Linked DNA regions of Homo sapiens: region 2 is linked to region 1. A link is a contact called in ENCODE Hi-C or POLR2A ChIA-PET data. All regions are on one chromosome and are shown on one strand. The core of a region is the stretch at or near the end of the contact, and the rest is flanking DNA. Distances in the headings are between cores, read along the strand shown. Region 1 holds the start of MAPK1 (mitogen-activated protein kinase 1). Region 2 has its middle 87 kb from the start of VPREB1.

The links. Hi-C counts contacts between places; a loop is a spot of excess contacts on that map. ChIA-PET counts read pairs that join two places held with the same protein, here RNA polymerase II (POLR2A). Pooled maps may share reads with other maps.
Region 2: a pooled map shows a loop between it and region 1 (2.7-fold over the local background). The contact joins the enhancer-like site here to the promoter of MAPK1 in region 1. A Hi-C loop is called at or near these places in 1 of 37 single-sample maps with no recorded cell type and 4 of 50 pooled maps. POLR2A ChIA-PET finds 5 or more read pairs at or near these places in 2 of 52 experiments (activated B cell and activated T-cell).

The regions. Positions count from the first base shown.
Region 1 is chr22:21,866,395-21,873,906 of GRCh38, forward strand. It overlaps MAPK1 (mitogen-activated protein kinase 1), which reads right to left and starts at 1,251. Exons shown (of 9, transcript NM_002745.5): 1 at 928-1,251. The coding sequence starts at 1,046. RefSeq lists a silencer at 1,182-1,421.
Region 2 is chr22:22,153,580-22,161,091 of GRCh38, forward strand. It overlaps IGL. Among named protein-coding and RNA genes, the nearest start is that of VPREB1, 87 kb to the right of the region's middle. RefSeq lists a silencer at 2,087-2,229 and an enhancer at 3,339-3,498. Within about 2 kb of position 3,337, at least 7 of the 41 ENCODE cell types and tissues checked have a DNase peak (open chromatin) inside an H3K27ac peak, as active enhancers do.

The sequences.
Region 1 (7,512 bases), core at 1-2,500:
AAAAAAAACCGTCACTATCATTTCACTTTTCTAAGGGACCTGAATCAAGATGAGGGAGTCTACGTGTGATTCTGCAAGAACTCCATTAAGGCTGCATACATAATGACCACTAAATCATTAACAGGAGTCCATAGCAATTGGGCTAAAACATCTGGGAGCATTTATGCTGGTAAAAGAGCTCACTTGGGGGCTAAAAAAAAAGTCAAATTAGGCCCAACTCTAAACGGATCTTTAACAAATCAAGAGAGTAATGTTAGTTTATCCTTCCTGAAACGCCAGCAGTACGATATTAAAATCCACTTAGAAGTAAAAACTTCAAGACGGAAATATGCCACCAACACTGGCGTCAGTAATCCATTTTAGAAAGCCTGCGCGGAGACCACCATTAGCACCGCTGAGGATATTTAATGAAAGCCGTTGGCTGCAAACAGAGGCGAAGAGAGAAAAACGATTATTTCGGTGTTCTGCACACACGCGGAGGCAAAACGCTTTCAGGACCTCAGCAGCCACCGCCGCCAACACCGACAAGCATCTGATGGAATTCACAGTTTTACAATCGAAAGTCCAAAAGAAGGCCATGATACTAGCAAATTGAGGGGTGGGGACCCTTCCGTTGCCTTCCCGAGGGTCCAGACTTTAAAGGCCGCGCTGCGCCCGGGGCCAAGGGTCCACTAGTACCGGCCTACGCCCCCCGCGCCACTCCCTGAGCCCCTTCCCGAGCGACCGAAGGCCCGGGAACCGCGAGCAACAACACCTAAACCTCAACCGGCCCGGGGCCGCGCCCGAGCCCTGGCGCGCGGACCGCGGTGAAGTCCGGGTTCGAGGTCGCCGCGGCGCCTGAGGCCGAGGCGCGGGCGAGGCCGAGGCTGCGTCCGCTGCGGCCCCGGGCGGTGGGGGGGCCGGGCGTGGCCGGTCGCGGACACTCACCACACCATGCCGTAGGCGCCCTCGCCGATGTACGAGAGGTTGGTGTAGCGCGGCCCCACGTCGAACACCTGCCCGCGGACCATCTCCGGGCCCGCGCCCGCCGCCGCCGCCGCCGCCATGTTGGCTGCCGGGCCGCCGCCGCCTCCGCCGCGCTGAGCTCGACGCTCGGCGGCCGCCGCTCAGCTCTTGTCGCCCCTCCCGCAGGGACTGCGCCGCCGCCGGTGCAGCCGCCGACGCTGACCGGGAGGAGGAAGGAAGACGCCGAGCGGGAGAGCTGAAGAGCCGACAGCCACTCGGACCGATTGCCTGCCTGCCTGCCAGACTGACGGGCGGGCCGGCGGGCGGGCGGAGGGAGGGGCGCGCGCCGAGGAGGGTGCCGGGGCGGGGACAAGAAGTGTGCATGCGGATTGGTTCCTCGCGGCTGGGGGCGGGGCCGCGCGGGCCGGCGGAAGCGGCGGGCTTCGGGAGGGGCACTGCGACGGCGTTGACTGAGGGGGCGCCACTAGGCGCGGTCACGTGCATTCGCGGTGCATTCGCGGGGGCGTCGGTGCGGGTCGCGTCTCTTAAGACACCCAGGGAGACAGACGTGGGGCAGAACTCATGGGCTGAAGTGAGAGATGGCTGGGGCCCAGGCGAGCGACCGAGCAGGGTCCGAACAGAGCCAGCGAGGGACCCCGGGCTGTGCTTGAGGCCCGACGACGCGCCATATCCCGGCAGCGCCGCAGCTCAGGCCTCTGCGAATCTGTGGTCCACACGCTGATAAACTTAGAGGCCTCTGCACTGGGGCAGAAACCGAAAGGCATGACCCAGACCGAGAAAGATATTTGCATACTGAGAAAGTGTGAAACACAATTGTCGAGACTAAAAGGAGACACTGAGAGGATACGCCAATCAGGTTAGTTCAGATGTTTGTTGAGCACACTCCATGTTCCTGGGGATCCACCCTTATAGAAGTTACCTTTTAGAGAGAGGAGACAGACAAATACGTGTAATGCTCAAGTTGTGATAAGTACGATGAAGAAGTACAAAGCAGAAGGGAGGGCGCGGTGTCTCACGCCTATCATCCCAGCACTTTGGGAGGCCGAGGCGGGCGGATCACTTGAGGTCAGGAGTTTGAGACCAGGTCTCTACTAAAAATACAAAAATTAAGTCCGGGCGAGGTGGCTCACGCCTGTAATCCTAGCACTTTGGGAGGCCGAGGCGGGCGGATCACGAGGTCAGGAGTTCAAGACCAGCCTGGCCAACATGGCGAAACCCTGTCTCTACTAAAAATACAAAAATTAGCCGGGCGCAGTGGTGGGCGCCTGTCATCCCAGCTACTTGGGAGGCTGAGGCAGGAGGACAAAGCAGAGAGTAAGGGATTAGGGGGTGGTGGGTCGAAACACATGAGAGATACATTTGCGTTCAGAGACAGACCGAGATTGGTACAGATAGGCAGAAATGCTGACAGAGCAGGTAATGAAATAGAAATGCAAAGATAGAGTCACTAAAACCAAAACATCGAGGTTTAGAGAAAAAGAGACACACCAGGTTAAGAAACAGTCACAAACAACAGAGGTTGAAAAAATAAAAATTAGAGTCCTGAAGCAGGTGGATACCAAGGAAAGCTAAGACAACGAGACGGACAATGACCCAGGCACTGCTTCTGAACCTTTTCCCCTGCCATGTTTGGAGGGAGAAGGAAGAGCGGCAGACCCTATATCCTCTTTGTTCAACTCTTCCAAGTTTAAAACCATCAACTCTTGACTTCTAGACATCAACAAAGATTAATTAGTCAATCTCAAAGGAGAATAAACAAAGTTTTTTGTTTGTTTGTTTGTTTAACTCTCTGGTGGAAGCTGGTGTGGTGGCTCACGCCTGTAATCCCAACTTGGGCCCAAGAATTCAAGACTAGCCTGGGCAACACAGCAATACCCTGTCTCTAAAACAGAGAAACAAACAAACAAAAAATCCTGTGGGGGAAAAAGGATGTGACACATGAGAAAAGGAATAAACTGCTCCAGCCAAAATTTACTCCTTCAAAATATATTTAGCCCATGAAGCAGGACCCAATTTTAGAAAATACCTAATTCTTGAGTTAATGGGTGCAGCACACCAGCATGGCACATGTATACATATGTAACTAACCAGCACATTGTGCACATGTACCCTAAAACTTAAAGTATAATAATAATAATAAAAAGAAAATACCTAATTCTTATTCTCAAAAGAGGACATTGCATATTTTTTTAAAAAACAGGCCAAGATAAATGGAGTACCATGAAATTAAAACCACAATAACCGGCCGGGCGCGGTGGCTCACGCCTGTAATCCCAGCACTTTGGGAGGCGGAGGAGGGCAGATTGCCCAAGCTCAGAAACTGGGGACCAGCCTGGGCAACATGGTGAAACCCCGTCTCTACTAAGATACAAAAAATTAGCTGGGCCTGCCGGTGTGCCTGTAGTCCCAGCTACTCGGGAGGCTGAGGCAGGAGAATTGCTTGAACTCGGGAGGCAGAGGTTACAGTGAGCTGAGATCGCGCCACTGCACTCCAGCCTGGGCCACAGAGTGAGACTCCGTCTCAAAAAAAAAAAAAAAAAAGAGGCCGGGTGCGGTGGCTCACGCTTGTAATCCCAGCACTTTGGGAGGCCGAGATGGGCGGATCACAAGGTCAGGAGATCGAGACCATCCTGGCTAACATGGTGAAACCTCGTCTCTACTAAAAATACAAAAAAAAAAAAAAAAAAAATTAGCCGGGCGTGGTGGCGAGTGCCTGTAGTCCCACCTACTCCGGAGGCTGAGACAGGAGAATGGCGTCAACCCGGGAGGCGGAGCTTGCAGTGAGCCGAGGTCACGCCACTGCACTCCAACCTGGGTGACAGAGCAAGACTCCGTCTCAAAAAAAAAAAAAAAAAAAGTAGACTTGATGCAGAAGAGTACATCAGCAATATAGAAGATAAACATGAGAAAATTTTCAAGAATATAGAACAAAGTGATGGAATCCTGTAAGAGAAGATAATGGGGATGGACAGCATCTAGGGATTCTAACTCTAGGCATCCCCACAGGAAGACAGAGCAAATCGGTTAGAGCGAATAATCAAAATTACAATAGGAGAAAAGTTTCCTTAGGTTGCAAAAAGGTCTGAGGTGGAGGTGGGAAATAGAGTGGGTTCACTGAGATTGAGAAAAATTAAGAAGAAACCAACAACACATAATCTGGGAAAATCATTAAGTTTCAGGGATAAAGAACAGACACTAATAGACCCAATTAGGGAAAAAAATGTTATTTATAAAAAAGCTGGCCAGCAGGCACGGTGGCTCGTGCCTGTAATCCCAGCACTTTGGGAGGCCGAGGCGGGCGGATCATGAGGTCAGGAGTTCTAGACCAGCCTGGCCAACATGGCGAAACCCCATCTCTTCTAAAAATACAAAAATTAGCTGGGTGTGGTGGTGTGTGCCTGTAATTCCAGCTTCTTGGGAGGCTGAGGCAGGAGAATTGCTTGAATCCAGGAGGTGGAGGTTGCAGTGAGCCGAGATCGTGCCACTGCACTCCAGTCTGGGCAACAGAGTGAGATTCCGTCTCCGGGGGAAAAAAAGATGGCTGGGCGAGGTGGCTCACACCTGTAATCCCAGCACTTTGGGAGGCTGAGGCGGGTGGATCACCTGAGGTCAGGAGTTCGAGACCAGCCTGGCCAACGTGGTAAAACCTTGTCTCTACTGAAAATACAAAAATTAGCCGAGCATGATGGCTGGCACCTGTAATCCTAGCTACTTGGGAGGCTAAGGCAGGAGAATCGCTTGAACCCGGAAGGCATAGGTTGCAGTGAGCCGAGATTGCACCATTGCACTCCAGTCTGGGTGATAAGAACGAGACTCCATTTAAAAAAAAAAAAAGCTAAAAACTGGCTTTATTCAGATTTTTCCTCTGCAACACTTAAAAGCCAAAGGAAAATAGAACAAGATTGACAACACTTTGAAGGGGTAGGTTTCGACCCTTCATAGATTCATAGATGGTGGCAAGAACGAGACTCCATCTCAAAAAAAAAGCTAAAAACTGGCTTTCTTCAGATTTCTCCTCTGCAACACTTAAAAGACAAAGGAAAATAGAACAAGATTGACAACACTTTGAAGGGGTAGATTTTGACCCTTCATAGATGATTTCATTCACTCCAGTGCCTTAATTCCTCCTAGATCTTTTTTTTTTTTTTTTTTTTTTGGAAAATTATATATAAAAGGAGACGGGGGCCAGGCGCGGTGGCCCACGCCCATAATTCAGCACTTTGGGAGGCCGAGGTGGGCGGATCACCTGAGGTCAGGAGTTTGAGATAAGCCTGGCCAACATGACAAAACCCTGTCTCTACTAAAAATACAGAAAAATTAGTTAGGCATGGTGGCTCATACCTGTAATCCCAGCTACTTGGGAGGCTGAGGCGGGAAGGTCTCTTGAACTCAGGAGGTGGAGGTTGCAGTGAGCAGAGATCACACCACTGCACTCTAGCCTGAGTAACAGAGTGAGACTCCATCTCAAAAAAAAAAAAAAAATAGAGAGAGACGGGGTCTCACTTGTTGCCCAGGCTGGTTTTGAACTCCTGGCCTCAAACCATTCTCCTACTTCAGCCTCCCAAGTAACTGGGACTATTGGTATGCACCTCCTTCCTCCCAGATCTTTTTTTTTTTTTTTTGAGACAGAGTCTCACTCTGTTGCCCAGGCTGGAGTGTGGTAGGGTGATCTCGGCTCACGGCAACCTCCACCTCCCAGGTTCAAGCAATTTTTCTGCCTCAGCCTCCCGAGTAGCTGGGATTACAGGCATGCACCACCACGCCCAGCTAATTTATTTTTTGTACTTTTAGTAGAGGCGGGGTTTCACCATATTGGCCAGGCTGGTCTCAAACTCCTGACCTCGTGATCTGCCCACCTCGGCCTCCCAAAGTGCTAAGAATACAGGTGTGAGCCACCGTGCCCCTCATTTCCTGGATCTTTATTGCTCAGAAGATCTCTCCTGAATTCCAGGTCAGCATGTCCACCTGCACACAGGACAGCTCCATGTGACATCCCACAGGTGTTTCAGTGCCACAAATTTAAACCACCATTGGTTAACTGCATGAGTTCTGTGCTGAGACTGTTTGAATCTTGGCTGCTCTGCTTACCAGCTGTGTGACCTTGTCCTCATTTTCCTCAGACTTAAAATGGGATCACAATAATGCCTACCTCACATAAGTCTGTTGGACAGAGTACATAAGACAACATATGTGAAGAGCCTGACACATATTATGTTATGTACCCACTAAATGTTATCTGTTACCTACCTCACCTAAACCTGTTGTTTATCTTGTATCTGTGGATAGCATCACCTTCACCCAGACACTTAAGTTGGAGAGTTCACTATAATCTTTAACAACACATTTTACCTCAAGCCTTACCCTGTACCCCATCCAATCAATTATGAACTATAAATTCTGTTTCTTTAATAGTTCAGAAATCTTTACTACCTAAAGTCTGATCTCCAGGCCAGGTGTGGTAGCTCATGTGTGTAATCCCAGCACTTTGGGAGGCTGAGGCAGGAGGATTGTTTGAGCTCAGGAGTTTGAGACTGGGCAACATAGGGAGACCCCATCTCTACATAAAATTTTACAACTAGCCAGGTGTGGCCGGGTGTGGTGGCTCACATCTATAATCCCAGCACTTTGGGAGGCCGAGGTGGCGTGGATCGCTTGAGGTCAGGAGTTCAAGACCAGCCTGGCCAACATGTTGAAACCCTGCCTGTACTAAAAATACAAAAATTAGCTGGGTATGGTGGTGGCATGCACCTGTAATTCCAGCTACTCAGGAGGCTGAGGCAGGAGAATCACTTGAACCTGAGAGGCGGAGGTTGCGGTGAGCCAAGATCATGCCATTGCACCCCAGCCTGGGTGACAAGAGCAAAACTCCATCTCAAAAAAAAAAAATACAAATACACCTGTAATCCCAGCACTTCGGGAGACCGAGACGGGCGGATCACGAGGTTAGGAGATCAAGACCATCCCGGCTAACACGGTGAAACCCCGTCTCTGCTAAAAATACAAAAAATTAGCTGGGCGTGGTGGCGGGCGCCTGTAGTCCCAGCTACTAGGGAGGCTGAGGCAGGAGAATGGCGTGAACCTGGGAGGTGGAGCTTGCAGTGAGCCGAGATAGTGCCACTGCAGTCCAGCCTGGGTGACAGAGCGAGACTCCTCAAAAAAAAAAAAAATACAAATACAAAAATTAGTCAGGCATGGTGGCAGACCCCTGTAATCCCAGCTACTTAGGAGGCTGAGGCACAAGAATTGATTGAACCCAGGAGGGGCGGAGGTTGCAATGAGCCAAGATCGTGCCACTGCACTCCAGCCTAGGCAACAGAGCAAAACTCCATCTCAAAAAAACAAACAAACAAAAAACTAGCCAGCGTAGTGGCACCCATGGCCCCAGCTACTCAGGAGGCTGAGATGGGAGGATCAGCTTAGCTGGGAGGTCGAGGTTGCAATGAACCGTGATTGCACCACTGCATTCCAGCCTTGGAGACAGAGCAAGACATCGACAAACATCAAAAAAAAGTATGTCTCGAAAAACAATAAAAGTGGTATCCAGAC
Region 2 (7,512 bases), core at 2,087-4,586, 290 kb after region 1:
GTTATAGTTACCCTGTGAAAAGGCATCATCTAGGATTCATAGAAAACATTTGCAAATTGGCAACAACCACCACCACAACAAACTAAAACAAATGAAAGAAATAGACATTTATACAGGGAAAATATAAATAGATAATAAGTGTAATAAATTTTGTGACTTTCCACTTGAAAACAAAGAAATGGAAATAAAACCTATGTAAAGAAGTGGTGGAGTGAGCCGAGCTGGGGTGGGAGGGGTGGGGGCATCCCAGGCAGAGGGAACAGCAGATGCAAAGGTCTGGAGGCTGGAGCAGGCTGTGAGGGGTGAGAGCAGCAAGTACATGAAGTCTAGACCACAAATCGATGCTTCACCCTCAAAAATAGCCTCTCACTGGCCACCACTCAGGCCCAGATACATGTGTAAGGTGGGCAGCCTTCAGGAAAAGTGACCGCAAAAGTGCACCACATTGGGAATTCTGAGGTGTTTGAGAAAGTTATGGATGAAGGGTGAGGTAGACTCTAGTGGGGAATGTCCTCTTGCCACTTGGACTTCTCTGTCTATTTCATGGGCTATTATCAACTTCTAAAGAGCCAGTGGTTTGGGTGCACATTTAGGTGTAAGTACCTCTTGCCTCAAGCCTTAACTCTCTTTCCAATGAGTCAAGTGAGCTGTTGTGTTTAAGTAACTTCTCTTTATTGTGAAATCTTTCCTATCACTTTAAGAACCTTCTTCTTCAGACCCAAGTAATCCCAAGGCACCTATAATGTCCCTCCTGGAGAAGACAAAAGGGTGTCTTCTATTTCTGTGTGGCCCGATATTTCAGGGCCCCTAACCAGGTTAGTTCAAGGTGCTCAGCATAACCATGAATCTGCTACCCATGTTTCTCAGGTGGGTCATAGGCCCTGGAGGGATTGTGGCTGTGGACCAAGCAGGGGGTGCTGTGGGCTGTTCTGAGAAGGAGGGTTTTGGAGTGTCCAAGCTGAGAACATAGAGGCCCCAGATGTTGTATGAGTAAATTTTCATCTGACAGAATTATATTTTCCTAACTGAAAACATGAAACAGAGATGTAACAACTGTGCCTCTTTGGCTCTGTCTTTGCATGCTGTCATCAGCCACTGAACAGGAGCTGAGAGGGAAGACATAAAGAACAGAAAACCCATGAGGGGGATGGTCCATGTGGGTGTGGAAGTGAGGGTGAGTGGGGATTTGGCCAAAGAGGCCTAATCCACAGGAGTAGAGTCTCATGTGTGACTTTCAGAATGAGCAGGAGTGAGATAGGTGGAGGGGGAGTGTTGGAACATCTCATCAGAGGTGAGAATCCATAGAAGGAGACACTGGTCATTACAGTCAGTGAGAAAAGTGACTTTAGCCTGAGCCTAAGGTCATTGGATCAAGGAAGGGGCCAGGAGGAGCTCCTTGAAGGGAAGCTGTGAGCTTGAGAGGCAGGCTGAGGCAGATCAGTAGAATGAGCCCCCGAGAAGGGCTCACAGAGTCACTGAAGGACTGTGAGGTGGCAGGGACAAGCTCACATGGCCTTTGGTCAGTGAGTCTCCAGCTGTAATGAGAATGAAATGGGGAAGATCTGGGACAGGAAGACAAGCTGGGGGCGCTGGTACCATCATGGGGAGATGATGGTGGGTGGCTCTAGGTTAGTTAGAGTTGGAATGAAGAGCAGAAAGCAGCTTCGTGATACCTTTATGTCATAAAATACATTTGGCATGGAGAGGACTTGGACTTTGTGCATGAAGGATATGGATGTTTCTAGGCTGACTCCCAAATGTTTCTAGGCTGACTCCCAGAAACTAGGATGTTTCTAGGCTGTTCCTGGCTGAGAATTTGGATGGTAACTATAGTCCAAAGAAACAAAGAACACTGAAATCATATCTTATTTTTTTTAACTCACAAAATAGAGGCAGGTAGATATTTATATGTGTTTTGTTGGCTCAATGATTTTTTTTAGTAATAAACATATTTACTTAGAAACTACTGGGTGTCTGTATGCTCTGGGATTTTTTTCTCCTGTCCTGATGACATCTCTTTCCTTTCTCTGGGTTCAGGAGTTACTTCCCAGGTTGTGGTGACACAGGAACATTCACTTTCCACAACTCCTGGAGGGGCAGTCACCTTCACCTATGGCTCCAAAATTGGGGCTGTCATCAGAGCATCTCGACAGCTGGGCCCAACAGAACATCTGGCAATGTCCCCAGGGCAATGGTGGGCACAAGCAGTCAGGTCCTGGGACCCCTGCACAATCCCCTGGTTCTCTTCATGAAGAAAAAGCCACTCTGGTTATAATGAGGACTAGACCAAGAATGAGGCCCAGTGTTACATGCTCGGTGTGGTGATCTGAAATATCACCACAGGGACAAATACAAAAATACAAGTGGGAAACTACACTCAAACCCTTGGATCAAGCCTCAGTCCTATGCTTCTGAAGCAAATTTCTTGTTTTTGGAGTCTGGTTTTCAACCACTGTAGACTCAGATCATTTATTCTTCAGGCCCCCAATGGGATCATCACAAGCACTTTTTCTATCAATCATGGCAGTCACTTGAGATCAAAGGTGAATTTCTTCTTCCTCAAGTTATAAGCAACACTTTGGCATATTTGGTGAACTTCAAAGAAAATGGCTAAGATAGAGGATGAGAGACATAAGAGGCTTCAGGAATATTTCAGCAGATGCAAAGCAGACTACAGGGTAACTCATTTCCCATATGATTTGATTGATTGCAAAATGTGAAATTAAATGCATACAAAGGGGAATGTGTGTCATTTTTCCTCTTAATGACAAAGTAAAAAAAAAGCAATAAAACAAAAACAAGCACTATTTCATGTGTCTTGATAAACTTGTAGAAAGTCTTATAATATCCACAATATCTAGGATACAGTAAAATAACTTTCCATATGAAGAACCAGAAGAACACAACTTAAATGAGAAAAGACAATTGATAGACACCAATACTGAAATAATTTAGGTGCTGATGTTATGTAACTGAGATTAATTAAGGAGTAATTATACAATTCCTTCAGTGAGCAATTTTAGACATTATTTTTTGAAGTTTTAGGTTCAGGGGTTCATGTGCAGGTATGTTACGTAGGTAAACTTGTGTCAGAGGGGACATTCTTGAAACAAGTGGAAAAGAAGCAAATCCCGAAAAGAAAAATAAGTCATAGAAACAAACCAAATTAAAATTAGAAAACAGAAAAATGCAATAAATTAAAAAGAACAGTCTGGAGGGACTCTGGAACAGGTAACAGTGAAATTAAAGTTCAGGCATTAGAGGAATTATTTACCGTTAAGTAGGGAAGAAAGTACAAACAATAGCCATCTAAGCCCAGCAGAGGGAGCTGTGGATCTTCTCAGAGGTGAGCAAGGCCGGAAATGAACTCCCGGGGCTCTCATTTATGGCTCCTGGGTCCATACTCACTGGCCCGAATTGGGGTTTAGAGCAGGTGCTTTCTCCCAAAGGGCAAACTCAGAGTTCCCAGCAGCCCATCCTCCCTGACAGAGCGGCTGCTGCCTGGCTGAGCACTCAGAACTTAGGGAGCCGGTGGTTTTGGTAGAGGCCCCATGTTTGCATAATGTCCTAACCAAACACACATCTACCCGGGGAGGTGACGAGGAGTTAGAGGAACTGTCCCAGGGTCCAGAAGTAGCCGGGGGTTCTGGGGATCCTTGGAAAGTCCACACCATAGCTTGGATGTCTATCCTCCCCTCTCTCCCTCCTCACTGCCCAGGTTCATGTAGATTTCAAAGACAGGACTTTGGAGGGATCTGTCTGCTGTGATTCCTCACACATAACATGTATCTGTTTTAGTTTCTTGGTTCAGTTCTCAGGCTGTGGTGACTCAGGAGCCCTCACTGACTGTGTCCTAAAGAGAGAGACTTATTCTCATGTGTGGCTTCAGCACCACAGCACTGAATTCAGCAGAAGCCTGGTCAAGTCCTCAGGACATTGATGTGTAACACAGATAACAAACACCCCTGGATGCCCACTTGATTCTCTGGCTCCCTCCTGGGGGAAAGCTGCCCTGACCCCTCAAGGGGCCCAGCCTGAGGATGAGGCTGAGTATACTGTGGGCTACACCACAGTGGTCCTTAGCACAGTGAGAGACCCAGATGGGGAAGCAGGACATGAACGAGCTTTTGGCTGATCCGGGGTACAAACATGAACGTAGGATATCAGGATCACGTGGCCAGACACCTGAGCTCTCAAGGACACCTAAATTTTAACTATCCGTAGAGAGAAAGGTGGGTGGAGGGGTGTAAATTGATTCCTGTATCTGTTTGAATTTTAAAGTGGAAAATATTTGTGAATCATTTGGGAGATGCAGATTCCCAAAAAGAAGAATTTATGTTTATATTCCAAACAGAACAGTAATAGTGAGATCAACTCTAAAGACTAAGGTCAAACACACTTCATCCAGAAAGATGGATCTCAAAAGATTTTGTTGTTGTTTTGCCTATTAAAAGCTAAGAGAGGAAATTATATTAATAAAGTTTATTTCATGTTCTATGTTAATAGTGTGTATTTCATAGCTTTTTAAGCATTAAAAATTATAAAAGTGTTAAGAGGGATTCTCTTCTCTAATGTTATATAAGAAAGTATCCACCTAGGAAAATATTTTGAAGGTCTAACCCCCAGTACTTCTAAATGTGACCTTATTTTTAAAATAGTGTTATTGCTTATGTAATTCTTAGGATGAAGCCATCCTAGAGCGAGGTGGCCTCTTGATCCAATGTGCCTGGTGTCCTTATAAGATGATGGTAGTAAGGAGATTGGAAGACACAGAGAGAATGCCGTGTGACGACGAAGGCAGAGATTGAATTTACACAGCTGCAAGATAAGGAGCACTAAAGATTGCTGGCAAACCACCAGCAGCCAGAAAGAGGGAAGGAAGGATCTCCCCTCAGGTATATATGGAAACATTGCCCTTTCTATGAATTTTGGGAGGCTAGCCTCCAGAACTGTGAGACAATACATTTGTGTTATCTTAACCAAACTTGTGTTTAATACATTCTGACAGCAGTTCTAGGAAACCAATACACCAGACAATAAATTACACAATACTTCTGAAATTGATTGTACTTCTTTCATTTTGGCAACCAGTTTTTCCATGAATATGATTATATCTGTGCTCATATTTCTAACTTTATAAATATGCTTGTAATTTAAGGTTAAGATAAGAAATCCTTGTGTCTTAAAAATCCCTAAATATATGAGAACTGAATAATAATATTAACATTATGAGATCTAATGGAAAATTGTAGCTTTTACATAATTCCACTTGTTCACTAGTATCAAGATGTGAAGGTGGGAAGATCACCTTGTTATTAACAAAACACTCCTGGTCATCTCTGTGGATTTGAGAGTGCAGGGGGAGACACCTACATATTGTTTGGGAAGTCACAAATGCAGCATGCCCAGAGCATCATGTACAACAGTGTGAGTTTGCTGGACATGTGGGCAGGACGCAGAACAGACTGGGGCATGAGGAACCACCTATCACCAAACCCACCAGCGCCTTCCTCCCTGGATCAGCCCAGAGCTGCTCAGACTTGAATGTGCACATGGATCATGTGGGATCCTGGATAATGTGGATTCTGATCAGTGGGTCTGGACTGTGGACTGAAATTCTGCGTTTCTAGAAGGCCCCTTCTTCCAAAGATCCACATACATGTTTTAATATTACCATATTCATAAGAATGGTGGGAAATAAGGGAAGCCACTTTCAGACAGAAACCAAATAGAAATTTATCTGAGAGGGAGCTAAAGGATTATGATCAAAGAGAAATCCCCAATTCCAGGCAGGGAGCTGATCACAGAGGGCAGATGGGAAGTTGGGAGAGGTTCTATTTTTTTTTTTTTAAGAAATAGAAATGAATGCAAACACAACTCAAACCTCCTCTTGATCCAACATCCCTGCTGGCTCCTGCCCAATTTCTGCACTGGCTTCTTCTCCAGTCTTTTCCCAAGCATGGACCCTCCTCACCCTCTCTGCTTCCCCATCTCAAACTCACAACTTCCCTTCTCAGTTCTCCTGTTTCTCTCCCTTTCATTCCACTTCCTTCTTCTCTGTGACCTCCTTAGACAATCACCAAAATATTTCTAGAAGAAAAGCCATGGGTATTTTTCATCTTTTCTTGAAAGTTGTCACTCACATTCCCTCTTCGTTCTTCAGCCTCTCTTACCCCTTACTACAAAAGATGCCTGAGGCCACTGTTTCTCTTTTCCATCCCCTCAAATAGCTTCTCCTTCCAACCCGTTTCTCTCCTCAGTTACTAGAGCATTCAGTGAAGCACTCAGTCAGGTTAAAGGATCCTCCCAAATGCTCACCCTGCTCTCTATGTGTGATCTCCTGAAGAATCAAGTAGGGAGAGAAACATGGCTTCATGAGTTTGTGGGGAAGTGGGTGCATGGCTGAACTGTCCTTGTTCTCAGCAAATGTACTTTATTTCATGCACAGTTTGTATATGAGACAACCTTCTCCTGCGGACTCCTTATAAAATGGGAAGAATTATGTGTTGTGTTTTCACAGAGGAAGCCCAAATATTCCATGCTCATGGGTAGGAAGAATCAATATCATGAAAATGGCCATACTGCCCAAGGTAATTTATAGATTCAATGCCATCCCCATCAAGCTACCAATGACTTTCTTCACAGAATTGGAAAAAACTATTTTAAAGTTCATATGGAACCAAAAAAGAGCCCGCATCGCCAAGTCAATCCTAAGCCAAAAGAACAAAGCTGGAGGCATCACACTACCTGACTTCAAACTATACTACAAGGCTACAGTAACCAAAACAGTATGGTACTGGTACCAAAACAGAGATATAGATCAATGGAACAGAACAGAGCCCTCAGAAATAACGCCGCATATCTACAACTATCTGATCTTTGACAAACCTGAGAAAAACAAGCAATGGGGAAAGGATTCCCTATTTAATAAATGGTGCTGGGAAAACTGGCTAGCCATATGTAGAAAGCTGAAACTGGATCCCTTCCTTACACCTTATACAAAAATCAATTCAAGATGGATTAAAGACTTAAATGTTAGACCTAAAACCATAAAAACCCTAAGAAGAAAACCTAGGCATTACCATTCAGGACATAGGCATGGGCAAGGACTTCACGTCTAAAACACCAAAAGCAATGGCAACAAAAGCCAAAATTGACAAATGGGATCTGATTAAACTAAAGAGCTTCTGCACAGCAAAAGAAACTACCATCAGAGTGAACAGGCAACCTACAAAATGGGAGAAAATTTTCACAACCTACTCATCTGACAAAGGGGCTAATATCCAGAATCTACAATGAACTCAAACAAATTTACAAGAAAAAAACAAAAAACCCCATCAAAAAGTGGGCGAAGGACATGAACAGACACTTCTCAGAAGAAGGCATTTATGCAGCCAAAAAACATACGAAAAAATGCTCACCATCACTGGCCATCAGAGAAATGCAAATCAAAACCACAATGAGATACCATCTCACACCAGTTAGAATGGCAATCACTAAAAAGTCAGGAAA